Linked DNA regions of Mus musculus: all the other regions are linked to region 1. Evidence: chromatin loops called from intact Hi-C (ENCODE). Cell type or tissue: heart. All regions are shown on one strand.

Evidence for each region. Peaks named below come from ENCODE experiments on the same cell type or tissue, not always from the same donor. Only the 100,000 strongest peaks of a DNase experiment are listed, where the experiment ranks them.
Region 2: a loop joins it to region 1, with 3 times the contacts of the local background. A loop is called at or near these places in 2 of 42 quality-filtered maps.
Region 3: it touches region 1 in a loop (15-fold over the local background); 9 of 42 quality-filtered maps call a loop at or near these places.

Annotation. Positions count from the first base shown.
Region 1 is chr2:71,546,491-71,548,990 of GRCm38, reverse strand. Dlx2 (distal-less homeobox 2) reads left to right here and starts at 2,237. Exons shown (of 3, transcript NM_010054.2): 1 at 2,237-2,500. In heart, a CTCF peak has its summit at 942 (motif pointing right); a DNase peak (open chromatin) is centred at 960; H3K4me3 peaks cover 748 bases; H3K27ac peaks cover 256 bases; H3K27me3 peaks cover 2,013 bases.
Region 2 is chr2:71,226,233-71,228,732 of GRCm38, reverse strand. It overlaps Dync1i2 (dynein cytoplasmic 1 intermediate chain 2), which reads right to left. Exons shown (of 16, transcript NM_010064.4): 4 at 43-133. Among named protein-coding and RNA genes, the nearest start is that of Dync1i2, 16 kb to the right of the region's middle. In heart, a CTCF peak has its summit at 1,123 (motif pointing left); no DNase peak of the experiment used is centred here.
Region 3 is chr2:71,154,206-71,156,705 of GRCm38, reverse strand. Gm39576 (a long non-coding RNA gene) reads right to left here and starts at 1,509. Exons shown (of 3, transcript XR_866408.1): 1 at 924-1,509. In heart, a CTCF peak has its summit at 1,022 (motif pointing left); no DNase peak of the experiment used is centred here.

The DNA.
Region 1 (2,500 bases):
GATTTGTGTCTGGCTTATCAGGACACTTCAAGCCTAGGTCCCCCCCCCCCCCCCAGCTATAGGTCTCTCTCCTTCCCCTTGCAGCTTTTCCCCTCTCTAGGCTCAGAGCTGCATCCACTTCCCAGGCTACAGGGCACTCATCTTGTGTCCAAGATAAAAGAGGGCCCAGGTCCTATTTATTCCAGAATGATGCTGTTTTATAAATCTCACCTGAGTTTACACTGTTTCTGGGGATTGAGAAAGAAATAGAATGCAGAAAACTTTCCACCACCAGTATGCCTTCAGGACAGGCTTGATTGGCAACAAAGGGGCAGAGAAAGCGCAATCAGATTTTTAATTCTGATTCTGATTTTTAATTTTAATTTTGATTGGTTTTTTTCCTTTTATTAGGGCAAAACAGCTACTCGTGTGGTGTCAGAGCACAGGGACTTGAAATCGAGTCGCTAAAAGGCAATCTGGATTAAAAACCTTGAGATACCGTTGATGCACATAAAAGGGGCAGGAAGCAGTTTAAAGTCAATACAGTAGGGAGGGTCTGGTCTGGTGCAGGCGAGTCCCACCAGGGAGCGTTTCTAATAAAACTCATTCTTCCCCATTCTCTAGGCCTTCCTTAGCCAAGTGGCTGAGAACTAAATCCAGGCAGACTGGAAGGCGCATTACCTGCCTCATTATTCCGCTGTGTGAATGCTGGAGTTTTAATTACACACTTGCTTTTTCTGGGGAAGACCAAAGATCGTATTTTTTAAAGTATCAACTTGTTTTCCATTAGGCAGTTGTTGTAACAAGTTCTTTCAGTGACATGTTATGTCTTTAGGAAGGGATGCTTCAGATGGCGCGCACTAGCACAATTTTGTGGCTTTTAATTACTATTTTGTTCTTTTGGGGGGTTTCAGAGGCTGGCGCCTGGGCGTGATTAGACTGTCTACCAGGCCTGTAACAACCTCCTACACTGTCCACCAGGTGGCGCCACAAAGCAGGCGCTACCGCAATCTTCAAACTTGAGAGTCCATCACTGCGCTGAGTCCATCCATCACCCTTCTTTTGAAAATCCCAACCACCAGAGAGGGGAACTCATCACTTGGAAAAGAAAGAAAGAAAGAAAGAAAGAAAGAAAGAAAGAAAGAAAGAAAGAAAGAAAGAAAGAAAGAAAGAAAGAAAGAAAGAAAGAAAGAAAGAGAGAGAGAGAGAGAGAGAGAGGAAGGAAGGAAGGAAGAAAGAAAGAAAGAAAGAAAGAAAGAAAGAAAGAAAGAAAGAAAGAAAGAAAGAAAGAAAGAAAGAAGAAAAATAAAAATAAAGAAAGAAACCTAGAGAAAGAAATTACAACAGTGGAGTAAGATCCTAGAACACGAAAATGTAAAATAAAGTAGACAAAATAAAACTTCTTATATTTATTGTTTATATCAAGAAAACGTGTGATAATGAATCTTGATAAATCTCTAATATTACTTCAGTATCTCTTTTTTTTTTTCATTCCCCTTTTCATAAAAACACCAATGCAAACGACTTTGAAGGCTGTCTAGTCTGGCCTACCTTTCCCAAGGAGGGAACCTCAGAATCAGTTTCCAGCTAGTGGCTCAGATGTGCGTCATTACTAGAGACCTTTATGTGTATGAGGAAAAGTGATTTCAAATACATTACTAGTAATAATACCTTTGGGCTTATAGAGCTCTTCTCTCAAGCAAAAAGGAAAAACGTTAAACATTATCCAATTAATTGTCGTAATATCTCTGTGGGTAGTTTGGGAAGCATAGGTTATTATACGCGGTTTATGGATAATTTAAATCAATTGCCCGTCAGGTGCAAAGTGGCTGACAAGAGTAGTGCGAGCCAGGCACCTCGAGGAAAAGTATCTGGAGAAAAAGGAGACAGAGCTGGCTCGGCCCTCTTCCTGGCTTTATTTGATTAAGGCGAAGTTGGACAAGAGATGTAAATCGTTAGACTTGGCTCTTGAAAGCAGAGTAAGGTGGGAGACCCCATTTCTTTCCCGGAGCCTTATGTCCTGTTGCGGGCCATCCCGCACCCTATCCAGCTCCAGATCGGGTACCCACTTTCTGCAGTGCTTGTACACGCACCCACCGCGGCCGCCTTGCCCGCCACGTGACACGCGGGTCCCGGGGCCGCCCGGTCGCGGACTCCCGGCGCCCCGCGGCTCATTCCTTCTGATTGGCTGTTGCTAGGTGACGTTGCCCGCGGTCACGTGATAAGTGTTAAATGCCCACCCTGCAGGAGCCTGCCCGGCAGACAATCGTAAAGCTGCTCGGGGGTCGCTCACCTGCTCCCGCCTCCTGGAGCCCCTACCGGGTCTGACCGCTCTTGCCCCCTCCATTGCCCGCCCCCCGCCCGAGCCGGGCCAGGAGCCGAGAGGTCCGAGAGGCCCGGGAAGGATGCGGCCAGCAGCTGCGGTCCCGAGCCACGCACGGTGATCGCCTCCTCCAGGGGAGGAGGCGCCTAGACCGTAGCCTCATTTCTTGTTTTCCTCTCCCTCCCCCTCCCCGTAATT
Region 2 (2,500 bases), 320 kb after region 1:
CATTCTATTCCATCATTAAAACATTAGGGGAGAATTACATACCTAGATCCCACGGCGCCATCTCCAGAATCCTGGCTTCCAGCTTCACTTGGCGTGCTCACCGACTTGGAGGATGGAGACATAGGAGGAGGGACTAAATAATGAAACAGACAGGTATCTGCTGTTACTACACAGAGAGGTTGCTCATCTTATGGGGTTTCAAAAATAATTTAACATGAAAAAATTAACAAAAAGGGAAAAATAATGACAAAGGAGACAACAGAAATACAAGGGTGAAAATGAACAGTAGGAAGAAAGGGGAAAGACAAAGTTAGCAATCATGCTGAAGACTCAGGCCATTTCTCTGGCAAGATGCATTCAGGCTTCTGCGGTTAAACGACAAGACTAAGGAAAGCTGTAGCTTCATCTCCTCCATCACCAAAGGCGGCCACTAATTTCAAAGGAGAGCATTCCTTCCCCCCTTTTATGTGTTAACTGGCTGCACTGGCAAAACTAGAACTTTCAAATAGGCTTCAAGTCATTTAATCTCTGGTTTTCAAGATTTATTTTAAAACGTTAAACCTTTGTCTAATTTTTTTTTTCTTTCAAACAATTTTAGGGCTGGGGATGTAGCTCAGTGCCTGCCTAGCATGTGCAAAGCCCTGGATTTGAACCCTGGTGCCTCAAAAATTAGTATTTAAAATTAATACATTTCTCTCCACTGAAAAGAGGCAATTTAGGGAAATGATACAGATAAAGGAATGGCTCCTTTAAAATGTTCATTAGTTTCCAGCAATTTGGATGGGAAATGCAAACAGGCCATAAAACAGCATGCCTTCTCGACATGACGCAGCACAGAAAGCGACACATGCAAACTACACACAGCAACATGTATGGGAACTTCCTTACCCCAGTACTCAGAAAAAACTGAACGTACAGACAAAGATACAGACACCCAAAATACTCTTAATCCCTTCTTAGAGAACAATGGACATTCTTCATACTATATAAAACAATAGCAACTATTTTTCTCCAATGTCTCAACATTATGTTAAACATGCACACATTTCATGCTATGACATTTGGAAAACTTTTTGATTACCGTAGCAGGAAGTATAGGAGGCTCATCACTGCCATCTTCTGGTTAAATTTTTACCATAAATGTTCTCAATCCCAAGTATCTTTTTAAAATAATCTTTCAGTGTGCAACATTAGGTGACTAACACATTTTATGTTGCATTGACTTTACTGACTAGTCTACTAAACAGAAGGCAGATTCCTAGTCATACAATCAGTAACATATAAAGGAAAAAAAGTCATAGCTAGAATGCTTGTGTTCTGAGCTAATAGTGGTTAATTCTTGCTTATATTTCAAACAATATTAAAAACAAAACCAATGTTTCTAATATGGTGATTAAATGTAACAGAAACAATTCTGTGGCCACAGGAAATTGATCCAGTTCACTTATGGTTGGCACTGTATAGGTGCTGCATATTAATTCCATATGGCTAAAAAGGAATGCATTTGAAGTCACACAGTAATGTCTTAATCCTTCGGCTCCTTTCTCTGAGGCTCATTCCGTATCTTTTTGTCCCTCTCACTGTGAGGCTTCTGCTAGTCTAAATTCCAGCTGCACACAGAAATGGCACTGTGTAACAGCTGCTTGTCTACTGGGCTGAAAGCACAAATACATGTTTATTATTAAATCTGAGTAAGGCACCATATTTCCATACCAAAGGTCTTCAAAATAGGAAGTCTATGTTCTTTAAATTGTATATAAACTCGATAATTGAAAATCTACCTTCTTTACAGATACATATTAGAGAGACTGGTAATAGTAAAGTTATTATCAATCTATATGTTGGGAGACATCAGAAATGTTTTCTACTTTCATTGTCTTTTCCTTTTTTGAGTGATTTCAAGTATCAATGGTTCTATTCAATAAGTTCAATAATAACTCACTTTAAGACTGCATTAAAAAGATCAGCAAAATTCTTTAGAAATAGGTTAAATAGTAATTACATGTACATAAATAGATATATTAACCCAGTTCTGAAGTGAATGTTTAGAAACAATAATAACTCAAGAGTGACAGGGCTACCAAACTCTCCTGGTGACTCAGTCAGGGAAAGTAGCACCATGACTAAATGTGCTGTTAGATAGCAGGCTCTATCCCAGACATCCCCACACTATATCCTCAGTGCTCAGCAGCAGTTTAAAACCAAGTGATAATGAAGATACATTAAAAAAAAGTCTTAGCTATTATCAGCTGACTAACTTCATCTTGTAACAGTAAAAAAATGTACCTCAGAAGGGACAACCTGGAAAATGCAAATCACTATTATTATCAAAAGGTGGATGCTAATAGAAAATAAGGCATTAACATTGACTACAATAATGTAATTCAATTAGTCTTGGGGGAGTGGGGGGAAAGACTATAATAATTATGCAATGAGGCAGTACCACTAGACTCTCAGACTTCAACAAACCTCTGAAATAATGAAAACATGCATTCAGGGA
Region 3 (2,500 bases), 390 kb after region 1:
ATCCTCTGGAAAAGCTCCGGTCGGAGCCTAAGTCCTTGAGCTTCAAAACCAGGGCTTCCTGCCAACCACAGAACCTCCCATGACTTGCCCTCTGCACATCCCAGGCCCATTCAGAATGCTTACACATGAAAATGTGAGCCTCCGTTACTTTGAAAATAAAGCACTATCCGCCCTGACGTATCTGAAGACCACTGTCCTCTGAGAAGCTCAGGCTCCCGAGGAGCCAGAGCCTGGCTGGGCTCTTCTCAGTTGCATGGATGTCAGCCATAACAAGCTATGAGAGGAGCCACCCACAACTCTTTGTAGCTTACAGGTCAAATATCCTGCCACTTAGTCTAGTGCTTCTCTTTGAATATTCTAAATGAGGGCTTCCCTTGACATGAGTTATCTGATACCTAATGCCCCGTTGAAATTAGTTTCTTTTTAAAATACACTATTTTTTTTTAGAGTGTGTTTGTGTCCATAGTAACACTGCATGGAGGTGCCCAGAGTCCCTGTATCTTTGTCTTCATACATGTGACATAAGTGGTGTATAGTCCATGGATTTGGAGTATGTATGAGCATAGGTTCATGTGTGCATACATGTGAATGTGTATGTTCCTATATATGTGCATATGTATTATATATATATACACATATGTATATGTATATATATAATACACACACATTATTCTATATTCTATATTCTATACTCTATATATTATCTTTGCCCTAAAGCCCTTTGTGTTCTCTGTCACACTATCTTGGACACCTGACAATCTTTTATATTCTGCATAGCTCTACCTGGTCATGCTTTCAAATAAAGTTTTACCATCAGATATACAAAGAGAAGAGCAGTTGGGAGCTTTATTATACATCAAATGATTGCTGTATTGTAATTGTGATTAGAATTCCAATGCCAGCTCTCAAAGAAACAATCAAACCTGGTTCTGCAGCTAAACCTTCAGGTTGGCTTAGAAGCCAGAGAGGTGGCCTCTCCTTCCGCGGCCATTGGCAGTCATGGGGTTGCTGCCACCTGGTGGCTATTGCTTGTAGTGCAGCGAGCGAAGCCGTCCTAGCCAGAGTGAGCAGCCAGGGAAAAAGGACCTGCAGTCAGTCACATTGATAATGCTTCAGCTGAGCGCTCTTATTACCTGGGAAGACCAAGAGCCCGTGCGGTTTATTATGGGTTTGTGCTGTTTATTAATCCACAACAGTATTGTTTTTGATAGACAACCTAAGATTAAGGCTAATAAAGGACTCTGGAATGTGGACTCGATAATTTTGTTGGCTTGAGAACAAAGAAGAAAGTCAGTAAATAGTACCTGGATCCTCCAGTAATTACTCCATCTTATAAATTACTGTTTTCTCCTATTCCAGCCCACAGTCTGTCATTCTTGAAAGTATGATATATTAATTTTGAGCTAAGCAATATCCACAGGGAGTAATCAGAGTTGGCACCGTACAGGTGTTTCCCAATGAAAAAGGTTACTATTGGAATTATTTATAAACGCATCAGAAAGCTGAATGTTAACCGAATGATTTCTCATCTGCTCATCAAACGCAGGAGTTATATATGCACCAAATGGCTCCCTCCGTCTGACATTCCAAAGGTCATGCTCACCTCCTTCAGGGTGAGAGTACCCTGCCGTGTTATCTTTCTGATTTCTCATTTTCAAAGTTAGTTTTAATTTGCTTATTACAGCATAGTTAACTCCCTTGAATATTTCATGTTCATCATTCCTATTAATTTTTATATATGTCATATATATAATATCCATACGCAGTATCTGATCTCATGTTTTAAGGTTTTGTTTAAATAGAATCTGCTCGTCTGCCTGTGCTCTCCCTGCCTCTCCCCCCAACCCCTGCCTGCCTCATACAGCCCTGACTGGCCTGCAACTCACTATGTAGCCAAAGCTGACCCAGAACACCTGATCTTCTGCCTCAACTTCCTGAGTACTGGGACTAGAGGTGTTGTCTTAGTTAGGGTTTTACTGTTGTGAACAGACACCATGACCAAGGCAACTCTTCTAAGGACAACATTTAATTGGGGCTGGCTCACAGGTTCAGAGGTTCAGTCCATCATCATCAAGGCAGGAACATGGCAGCATCCAGGCAGGCATGGTGCAGGAGGAGCTGGGAGTTCTACATCTTCATCTGATGGCGGTTAGTAGAAGACTGACTTTCCAGATAGCTAGGATAAGGATCTCAAAGCCTACACCCACAGTGGCACACCTATTCCAACAAGGCCACACCTTCTAATAGTGCCACTCCCTGGGCCAAGCATATACAAACCATGACAGGTGTATACTACCAGGCCCTGGTTTATAAAGGACTGAGAATTGAACCCAGGGCTTCATATATAGCAGATACAAAATCTGCCAATATGCCACCAGCTCCTGCATCTTTGTCTGTAACTTGATTTGCTCTCAGTCATCATCATGGTTGAGAGACACATGCAAATCCATAGGTTCTTTCTGTACAGCTTTCTGTCATCCTTACACAACAGTGGCTAGTG